2 separate regions of the Homo sapiens genome follow, and region 2 is linked to region 1. Evidence: chromatin loops called from intact Hi-C (ENCODE). Cell type or tissue: endothelial cell of umbilical vein. All regions are shown on one strand. Each heading gives the region's core, and the rest is flanking DNA. Links, peaks and the distances in the headings are about the cores only.

Region 1 (5,369 bases), core at 132-5,131:
AATCCCAGCTCTACCATTTAAAAGCGGTGGGGCACTGGGCACATTAGCCCCTCTGAGTCTGTTTTGCTGTCTCTAAAATGATAATATCTACCTCGCTGGCTTGAACCCAAGAGGAGGGTGCAGTGAGCCGAGATCGCACCACTGCACTCCAGCCTAGGTGACAAGAGCAAGATTCCATCTCAAAAAAAAAAAGAAGAAAAGAAAAGAAAAGAAAAAAAAAGCCAAAGGAAAATAAGAAACTAGCTATGGAGGCAGAAAAGGGGCAGTCAGTGGGGTCAGAGACAAGGCAAGAAGCCAAAGAAGGGATGGCCCTCTACCGCATTTGGAAAATAAGCCTGTAACATAAAAGTATGCATGCATTTTTCTGAGGGCAAGAACCTGTAGGTTACATTCTGAGGACCATACAAATCGGTTTTCCACCTAAGAAACTTCTCCATGTAAATTATGTTGAGGTCGTCATTAAAGAAGCTTTTTTCTCTCCAGGTGCCGTGGCTCACGCCTGTAATCCCAGCACTGTGGGAGGCGGATCACGAGGTCAGGAGATCGAGACCATCCTGGCTAACACGGTGAAACCCAGTCTCTACTAAAAATACCAAAAAATTAGCCAGGCGTGGTGGCGGGCGCCTATAGTCCCAGCCACTCGGGAGGCTGAGGCAGGAGAATGGTGTGAACCCAGGAGGCGGAGCTTGCAGTGAGCTGAGATCACGCCACTGCATTCCAGCCTGGGTGACAGAGCGAGACTCCATCTCAAAAAAAAAAGGCTTTTTTCTGAAATGACACTCTTCTACAAAAGTGCTTTCATTTCTTCACCAAGTCTCTGCTATTATCTGACACCTGTCCGTCCCACCTTGGATAGTACAAAAGTGACAAGAGGATGCTAAAAGTTTTAAAGGGGCTGTTGGAAAATACGAGCTGGGAAACATGTAGAGCTAAATATGAGCTCAGGTCAATATTAAAATTGGAAGTAGGTCACAGAATCCCAACCCCACATATTTGGATCCAGCCCTTGGTGAGTGGGCCTTGGACTGTACTTCACAATCCCATCTTCACCTGCAGTTGTCCGGCCAACATGGCCCCTTCCCGCCTGCCCTTTCCTAACCACCTCCACTCTCTCTAGTGAAGACGCTGAGCTCGCAGCCATGCTGGTTGCACACTGCCATTTTCTACAGGTTCTCAAGTGCATGGGCTGCCAAGAGGGTTGGGTGTTTACATTTATTTTTAATAGAAATGGGGTCGTACCCGGGGCATCTCTTTTCTTCATACTGCAATGTTGCTAGATACACAATCAGACACCAGAGGGTTGGGCATTCTTGCAATACCTTAACAGTGCTGAAACCTGCAGCATGGTACTAAGGAAGTTAAAGTTAGAATGTAACCACTTTATTTAAAAGGTTTATTTTTGTTTTTTTTTTTTTTAAGACGGAGTCTTGCTCTGTCCCCCAGGCTGGAGTGCAGTGGCGCCATCTAGGCTCACTGCAAGCTCCGCCTCCTGGGTTCACGCCATTCTTCTGCCTCAGCCTCCCGAGTAGCTGGGGCTACAGGCACCCGCCACCACGCCCGGCTAATTTTTTGTATTTTTTTAGTAGAGATGGGATTTCACCGTGTTAGCCAGGATGGTCTCGATCTCCTGACCTCGTGATCCACCTGCCTCGGCTTCCCAAGGTGCTGGGATTACAGGCGTGAGCCACCGCGCCCGGCCAGGTTTTTTTCTTTAATTTAAATGAAATGGGGTTGAAGTGAACATGATCTTGTTGACCATGTTCGTGAATTATAGATGCAACATGCATTGGTAGAATCGTGTGATGGTCTTTTGTGATACTTAATTTTTACATATCCCAGTCTCTGTATGTATCTGCACAAAGAAAAAACAAACTCCTGCTTTGCTCTTATTGAAGGGTTCCCAGGACTGCGTGTCTGCTCCTGAGCTCTGTTTTAAGTATGTGTATCCTTTGCTTGTATTTTGTATTAAAAAAGTAAGAAAAAGAACCCTTTATTGTTGAGCATGTTGGCATTGTCCCGTTTATTTTTTTCTCTTTTTGGGACATATGAAGCAAGTTATTCTTTTTCTGTATCTTTTTTTCTTTTGTAAACTTTTTGTTTTTTTCTTGTTTAAAATTGGCTTTATAAAAGGGCTTTTATAACCCACCCCCCCCCCAAAAAAAAGAAATGGGGTCCCACTAGGTTGCCCAGGCTAGCTTTGAACTCCTAGGCTCAAGCAATCCTCCCACTCTGGCCTCCCAAAGTGCTGGGATTATAGGTGTGAGCCACCATGCCAAGTTAAAAAAAAAAAAAAAGTCTGTGAAGCAGGAGTTGCAGGAAAAAAAAGAATTAGTTAATTAATTAGGGGGAAAAAAGCTGAAAGAAAATCAACCGTATTAATAGTAATTATTTCTGAGTGGTGGGATCACGAGTCCTGTATTTCCTTCTATGCAATTAATATTTTCTAAAATATACATGCATTGCTTTAAGACAAGAAAAATACTTGCTGTTTTATCAAGAGGCCTAGAGGTGGCAAACAATGTCTGGATCCGTACACCACCGCTGGAGGAATGCAGAGGCGGGCGGGGGCGCGACAGGCTGCTAGGCACCGTGCCCACTGTCTGTCCTGTAGCTTCCTACCAGCCCGAAACACTGAGGTTTCCAGAGGCAGCGAGGCAAAAGGGCCAGACATTTTTCTGGTTAACACTCCATGTATTCAGTTTCCAAAGGTGCTAGGCCAGGGCGGTGAGGCCGACCTTGGCCAGGCCGTGGGTGGGTTGCTTGACTAGGCCAGAGAGTAAATCAGTAGAATTCCCACAGGCCCCATCTGTGGATGTGAGGCCAAAGTCCATCGGCCCCACGGCTTTTCCGTGCTGGGAGGGAGGAAAGCAGAGGACGGCACAGGGAGGCTGGGAGGGAGGAAGGAAAGCAGACGACGGCACAGGGAGGTGCCCTACTCGCGGTTCATGTCATCACTTTCGCTTTCTGACAGTTCCTTGGGCTGCTTTAAGTGGATAGCAGAGGCCACCTTCTAGATGTAGAAAGAAACTGAACGTCCAGAGTGTGAACTGGCCTGCTTGTATCTCCCCTCGGCGGCAGTGGTGGTTGCCAGCCTGGCTTGCGTTTGCCCAAAAGTAATAGTAAAGAGCTCTGACCACTGCTGCTCACCCTAAACTTGGGGCTGCTGTACTTGTAGGCTTTGGAAAGCATGGAGGGGTTTCCACATATTAAAAAGGAAAAGGGCACCAGGTCTGTGCTCTGTGACCCCATCACGCAACGGAATGACACACAGCTATGAAGAATGAGGCTGCTCCACATATGCTGGGACTGAGAAAGGTTTTTGTGTTTTGTTTCGTTTCTGAGACCAAGTTTCACTCTTTGTTGCCCAGGTGGGAGTGCAATGGCGCGATCTCAGCTCACTGCAACCCTTGCCTCCCGGGTTCAAGTGATTCTCCTGCCTCAGCCTCCTGAGTAGCTGGGATTACAGGTACCCACCACCATGCCCGGCTCATTTTTTTTTTGTATTTTTAGTAGAGATGGGGTTTCACCATGTTGGCCATGCTGATCTCGAACTCCTGACTTCAGGTGATTCACCCACCTTGGCCTCCCAAAGTGCTGGGATTACAGGCATGCGCCACCGCGCCCAGCCGAGAATTGTTTTTTTTCTTTTTAAACGTGGCACAGTGTGTGTAGTGTATGTGACTACTATCATTTGTGTAAGAGAAAGAAAAGTTTACTATCAGAGACTGTATCTGGAGGGATAAACAGACTGGCAAGGGTTGCCTCTGGGCAAGAAACTGGGGAATAGAGAGCGGGAGTAGAAAGACTGTATTAGCTGGGTGTGGCAGCACACACTGTAGGCCCAGCTACTCCAGAGGCTGAGGGGAAGACTTGCTCAAGCCCAGGAGTTCAGGTCCAGCCTGGGCAACACAGCAAGACTAAAAAAAAACAACTTTCTTTTCCAAGAATACCCTTTTTGTAACTTTTGAATTCCGTATTTTTTAATGGTCTATGGTCTACAAACACTCATGTGCAAACACATACACGCAGAATAGGGATCACCTGCACGAAGCTATGAACTATTTCCTCATCCCTTCTAGCCCCTTCCTAGAGGCGAACCCTCCGCCCCCACCCCCAGGCACTATCTGTCCTGCTTGCACCCACCTCCACCCAGGGCTGGCCAACAATAGCCTGTTTCCTCTCCATTCCACCCCTCTCCCCCACCCTCCCATCCCACCACAGAAGAGGATTACTGGTTCCTGCTTTCCTTAGCGCCCCTAAATTTAAAGGTATCTGTTCTATGTTGCATGCTTCAGAACCCTGTAGAAACAACCAGCAAATCCACTGTTGATACGCAATTACCCCTCTTGGATGCATCTGCAACAAGCACTCCCCAGCTTCGAAGGGGCAGCAAAGAAGTTCACAATTACAAGACCATGGGGTCACGACCACAGAAGCGATATGAAACAGGTCCCGGGACACAGGGAGGGGCAGAAAGAATTCTTTGAGTAAGCCTGGAAGGTGGAGGGGCTCACCAGGCCAAGAGCAGGTGCTAGGCCTTCAGTAGGAACAGTGCGAGCCAAGGCACAGAGGCCAAGGGGAGCGAGCTGTAGCTGTGATGGTGGGCAGCTGGAAGGCCGCACATATAATCAACAGGGGACCCACATCAAAGGGGAGATCTTAGCCAAAACCAGCACATAGGGGCCTTCAATTCCATGAAGAATTTAGATGTTATCCAGTGAGCCATGGGAAGCCATTGAAGCGTTTTATCTAGGGTAGTTAAGTGGGCCCAGATTTTCATTTTAAGAAATCATTCTATAGAAGGAATCTCAAACCTCACCTGACTGCTTTTCTCCCCCCAGGGTTCTAAGCTTTACTTAAAAGCCCATATAAAAAAGTATAGATTTGCTTCCTACAGACTTGAACCATGCCCTAAGGATTTAATTCTAAGGGGCCTGTGAAGTTTACCTACTTTACTCATTTTTCTAAAGAAAAGTTGGCCGGGCGCGATGGCTCACACCTGTAATCCCAGCACTTTGGGAGGCCTAGGTGGGTGGATCACAAGTTCAGGAGATCGAGACCATCCCGGCTAACACAGTGAAACCCAGACTCTACTAAAAATACAAAAATATTAGCCAGGCGAGGTGGTGGGCACCTGTAGTCCCAGCTACTCGGGAGGCTGAGGCAGGAGAATGGCATGAACCCGGGAGGCGGAGCTTGCAGTGAGCTGAGATCACGCCACTGCACTCCAGCCTGGGTGACAGAGACTCCATCTCAAAAACAAACAAACAAACAAACAAACAAAACAAAAGAAAACTTGTTGCCTTGCAACCCCCGAAAATGTACCAAGGAAAAGCTAGCAAGCACCTTCTCTATTTTGGGCATCAACA
Region 2 (5,369 bases), core at 292-5,291, 65 kb before region 1:
GGTGGGCGCCTGTAGTCCCAGCTACTCAGGAGGCTGAGGCAGGAGAATGGTGTGAACCCAGGAGGCGGAGCTTGCAGTGAGCCAAGATCACGCCACTGCACTCCAGCCTGGGCAACAGAGCGAGACTCCATCTCAAAAAAAAAAAAAAAAAAAAATCCAAAAATCAGCCAGGTGTCATGACAGGTGCCTGTAGTCCCAGCTCCTTGGGAGGCTGAGGCAGGAGAATTGCTTGAACCCAGGAGGCAGAGGTTGCAGTGAGCCAAGATCATGCCACTGCACTCCAGCCTGGGCAACAAGAGTGGAATTCTGTCTCAAAAAAAAAAAAAAAGTTGACAAAAATCTAATGTTTTTCTTAAAGCTACTAAGGACATGAAGTCCTGTAAAGTCTCTCAAGTACGAAGTGTTCATTCAGCTTGCAAACAAATCGGAGAGAAGATATCAAACATGAATCTTTAAAAAGCTCTATCACAAGGGCCAAGCACAGTGGCTCACACCTGTAATCCCAGCACTTTGGGAGGCCGAGGCGGGAAGACCACCTGAGGTCAGGAGTTCAATACCAGCCTGGCCTACATGGTAAAACCTCATATTTACTAAAAATACAAAAATTAGCCGGGTGTGGTGGTGCATGCCTGTAATCCCAGCTACTCGGGAGGCTGAGGAAGGAGAACTGCTTGAACCTGGCAGGCAGATGTTGCAGTGAGCCAAGATCGTGCCACTGCACTCCAGCCTAGGCGACAAAGCAAAACTCCATCTCACACACACACACACAAAAAGTTCGATAACAAGAAAAGTTTTAATATAGTCCATTAGGAAAAGTGAGATGTCACCAAAAGTATATATTACTCACTGCCAAATGAGTAGTATGAGCAATTGTTGGGAGAGAAAAAAAAACATTAGAGAAAGCATAACTGAGAATATGGCTTCCTTTCATTCAAATCGTTCTCCACGGAGCTAAGTCCAAATGTGCATCTGTGGGGCTCAGGGATAAGAGGGACTCCCCAGTATGTCTATGTTGGAGTCCAGCGGAGAGGTCTCTGCCCAGTTCCCACTACAGGGAGGCAGGAAATAAATCAGAAGGTTACTTTGGGGAAGATTCACCTAATCCAGTGTCACCCTGAGAGGCTGAAAGGCAGAAGGAACTTATAAGAATACGAGAAAAACAAAAGATAACATTTGTCTGACCCCTAGCAACCAACCTCCTCTTTTCCAACCCAACCTTAGGCTCAGCAGACCCCACAAGGGAAGTACCACTAATCTCAGGATTCTTGGGGAAAGGGCTTTGGCTTACAAGATAGGACAGTAAGAAAGTAACAACCTGGGGTCACAGGTGAGCACAGATTTCTACTCCCAGACTATCAGGAGCACATTGCTTCCAGACAGACCCATACAAAGGTAGCAGTAAAGATGGGAACTAATGCTAAGTGCCTCTAGAATCCCAGCACTGGCTTAAAGCAGTTTCCACAGATGACCCCATTTAATCCTCCCAACAACCCTATGTGCTTGGTACTATTATTACCCCCATTTGTTTGTTTGTTTGTTTGAGACAGAGTCTCACTCTGTCACCCAGGCTGGAGTGCAGTGGCGTGATCTCAGCTCACTGCAACCTCTGCCGCCCAGGTTCAAGCAATTCTCCTGCCTCAGCCACCTAAGTAGCTGGGATTACAGGCACCTGCCACTGCGCCCAGCTAATTTTTGTATTTTTAGTAGAGACGGGGTTTCACCATTTTGGCCAGGCTGGTCTTAAACTCCCGACCTCATGATCCACTTGCCACGGCCTCCCAAACTGCTGGGATTACAGGCATGAGCCACCGCGCCCGACCTTGTTTTTGTTTTTTACAGATAGGGTTTCACTATGGCCCAGGCTGTATCCCCATCTAAAAGATGCAGAAACTCAGGCACAGGAAAGCATGAGCCGTCGAATACAAAGCTCTGCGGCTTCAGAGCGGAGGGGGTGAGCCGAACATTTACATGCAGTCAAGAAGAGGAAAACGGGAGGGGTCTAATGACCATGAGGGTAGTCCCAGGCCCTGGGACGCTCTCTGGGCTGCTCTCTCTTCATGTTGCTGTCTTCTTCCTTCTTTTCTTCAAGATCTGCCGGGGACTGCGAGGACTCAGCCAGGATGGACTGACAGATTTGCCTCAGGAGCCCAAACGCCTTGCTCATTCGTGATCACTCCAAAACCCCCAGGCCGCAGCTGCCTGGCCCGCGTTCAGGACAGCACGACTTCACTTCCAGGAAGCGCTTATGTGAGCCAGGCACGATGGAATCTCTGTGAAAATACAATGCGGGTAGGCAAGAATTAGAGAAGGAGGAATGTGTATTCATGTAATCCGTTCTGATGCCAAAGAGCAGGTCTTAGAGGGAGATAAATGTTTGGGGAGACTGACTCATAGAGCTCTAGGCTGGAAATGACAGCTAGGCTACACATCCCCTAACCTGGGTCCCAGGCGTTTCCATTCATCCTCAGAGCCGACTGCCAAATCCTAACCGGGAGCGCCCTCTTGGGAAAGGACAGGGAAGCGCGCATAGGACTTTGCTTTACAACCCAGGACCAGGCCCACTTCAGTAAAAAGCCAGCACTAAGCAAGAACTCTCAGCCCCTGATGCCAGGCTGGCATACAGGGGAAGCCTCTCAACCCGCCCAACACCCAAGGGGACCTGCGGCCCTGGCAGAACAGCCTCGTGTTCTGGCCCGCAACACTGCCGGCCAGCTGCAGCAGTCAGATAAACCTTAGCTGCAGGCAGGCTGTAGCTACCTGTCGGCCTTAGGCACATCCTGGTGCTGGGCTGGTCTCATGGCATGAATTCTGGGGGTGTGACTCAATATTGTCTCAGCCTCAGTGGCCATAGGGGTACCCGTGTACCCTCCCCCAACCCAGCACAGCTGTGTGAAGAGAGACACTGTTTGCTTGGGGGAAGAAGAGGTAAGTGGAGTACTTCGCCTTGGAACCCAGTGTGTCCGGAATTGGTGGGTGCTTGGTCTCACTGACTTCAAGAATGAAGCCGTGGACCCTCGCAGTGAGTGTTACAGTTCTTAAAGGGGGCATGTCCGCAGTTTATTCCTTCTGATGTTCGGATGTGTTCGGAGTTTCTTCCTTCTGGTGGGTTTGTGGTCTCGCTAGCTCAGGAGTGAAGCTGCAGACCTTCGCGGTGAGTGTTACAGCTCCTAATACGGCGCATCTGGAGATGTCCGTTCCTCCCGGTGGGTTCGTGGTGTCGCTGGCTTCAGGAGCGAAGCTGCGGACCTTCACGGTGAGTGTTACAGCTCTTAAGGCAGCGCGTCTGGAGTTGTTAGTCCCTCCTGGTTGGTTTGTGGTCTTGCTGGCTTCAGGAGTGAAGCTACAGACCTTCGCGGTGAGTGTTACAGTTCATAAAGGCAGTGTGGACCCAAAGAGTGAGCAGTAGCAAGACTTACTGCAAAGAATGAAACAACAAAGCTTCCACAGCATGGAAGGAAACCTGACCAGGTTGCCACTGCTGGCTCGGGCAGCCTGCTTTTATTCTCTTATCTGGCCCCACCCACATCCTGCTGATTGGTCCATTTTATAGACAGCCAATTGGTCTGTTTTACAGAGAGCTGATTGGTCCGTTTTGACAGGGTGCTGATGGGTGTGTTTACAATCCCTGAGCTAGACACAAAACGTCTCCACGTCCCCACTAGATTAGCTAGATACAGAGTGTGGACACAAAGGTTCTCCAAGTCCCCACCAGAGTAGCTAGATTCAGAGGGTCGACTGGTGCATTCACAAACCCTGAGCTAGACACAGGGTGCTGATTGGTGTGTTTACAAACCTTGAGCTAGATACAGAGTGCCGATTGGTATATTTACAATCCCTTAGCTAGACATAAAGATTCTCCAAGTCCCCACCAGACTCAGGAGCCCAGCTGGCTTCACCCAGTGGATCCCACACCTGGGCCGCAGGTGGAGCTGCCTGCCAGTCCCGCGCCGTGCGCCCGCACTCCTCAGCCCTTGGGTGGTCGGTGGGACTCGGCGGCGTGGAGCCGGGAGCGGCGCTGGTCGGGGAGGCTTGGTCCGCACAGGAGCCCATGGCTGCGGGGTGGGGAGGCTCAGGCATGGCGGGCTACAGGTCCCGAGCCCTGCCCTGCCAGGAGGCAGCTAAGGCCCGGCGAGAAATCGAGCACAGCAGCTGCTGGCCCAAGTGCTAAGCCCCTTACTGCCTGGGGCTTGCAGGCCGGCCGGCTGGCCGCTCCGAGTGCGGGCCCGCCGAGCCCACGCCCACTCGGAACTCGCGCTGGCCCACAAGCACCGCGTGCAGCCCCAGTTCCCGCCCCTGCCTCTCCCTCCACACCTCCCCGCAAGCTAAGGGAGCCCACTCCAGCCTCGGCCAGCCCAGGAAGGGGCTCCCACAGTGCAGCGGTGGGCTGAAGGGCTCCTCAAGCGTGGCCAGAGTGGGCGCCAAGGCCGAGGAGGCACCGAGAGCGAGCGAGGGCTGTGATGGCTGCCAGCACGCTGTCACCTGTCACCAGGACTAGGCTCACTACAGTAAAACCCAGTACTGGGCAGAGCCTCATCACCCTGATACTAGACCAGTACCCACAGGCAGATCTCACCCCACCCTAGTGCCAGATGAGAACCCACAGCCCCAGTAACAGGGACTGGCGATCTGGCCCACATCACTACCTGACAACTACAGTGGCCCTGGGCCCTGAATAACTTCAGCAGCAGCAAGCACGCCATCACAGCTGTGGGTCTTGGGCGTGCCCCAGTGCTGTGCCAGTCTCGGCAGCTATGGCCTTCAGGCATAACCCAGGGCTGTGTCAGCCTCAGTGGCCAAAGAATTCCAACCACAGTGATGCTGGGCTTAGAGCACCCCCCAGCACTACAACAGCTGAAGCAGTCATGGGCTTAGGGTCCTGACCAATCAGCCTCTCCCTAATCTCCTATGGGTTTCCTGATGAAAGACGAGCCCAAACAAAGCCAGGCAATGAAGACTGGCTTAGGTACCTATGTCAATGCACAGACATTGACACACAGCCATAAGGATCAAGGTCAATCAGAGAAACATGACATCACCAAATGAACAAATTAAGGTGCCAGTGACTAACCCTAAAGATATAGAGATGAGGCCTGGCATGGTGGCTCAGGCCTGTAATCCCAGCAGTTTGGGAGGCTGAGGTGGGAGGATCACTTGAGCCCAGGAGTTCAAGACTAGCCCGGGCAACATACTGAGACCCCATCTCTAAAAAAAAATTTAGATGGTCATAGTGGTGCACGCCTGTGGCCCCAAATACTGAGAAGGGTGAAGGAGGAGGATCACTTGAGGCCAGGAGTTTGAGGCTGCACTGAACTATGATTGTGCCACTACACTCCAGCCTGGGCAACAAATGAGACCTTGTATCTAAATAA

What was found. Peaks named below come from ENCODE experiments on the same cell type or tissue, not always from the same donor. Only the 100,000 strongest peaks of a DNase experiment are listed, where the experiment ranks them.
Region 2: a loop joins it to region 1, with 4 times the contacts of the local background. A loop is called at or near these places in 12 of 110 quality-filtered maps.

Annotation. Positions count from the first base shown.
Region 1 is chr22:18,089,610-18,094,978 of GRCh38, reverse strand. It overlaps PEX26 (peroxisomal biogenesis factor 26), which reads right to left. Exons shown (of 5, transcript NM_001127649.3): 5 at 1-5,369. Among named protein-coding and RNA genes, the nearest start is that of PEX26, 14 kb to the right of the region's middle. RefSeq lists enhancers at 2,997-3,206, 3,227-3,286. In endothelial cell of umbilical vein, for the core only: a CTCF peak has its summit at 2,563; a DNase peak (open chromatin) is centred at 2,558; H3K4me3 peaks cover 574 bases; H3K27ac peaks cover 1,410 bases.
Region 2 is chr22:18,154,459-18,159,827 of GRCh38, reverse strand. USP18 (ubiquitin specific peptidase 18) reads right to left here. Exons shown (of 11, transcript NM_017414.4): 2 at 2,008-2,270. The coding sequence starts at 2,164. Among named protein-coding and RNA genes, the nearest start is that of USP18, 7.0 kb to the right of the region's middle. RefSeq lists an enhancer at 4,005-4,506. In endothelial cell of umbilical vein, for the core only: a CTCF peak has its summit at 2,504; a DNase peak (open chromatin) is centred at 2,367; H3K27ac peaks cover 1,176 bases.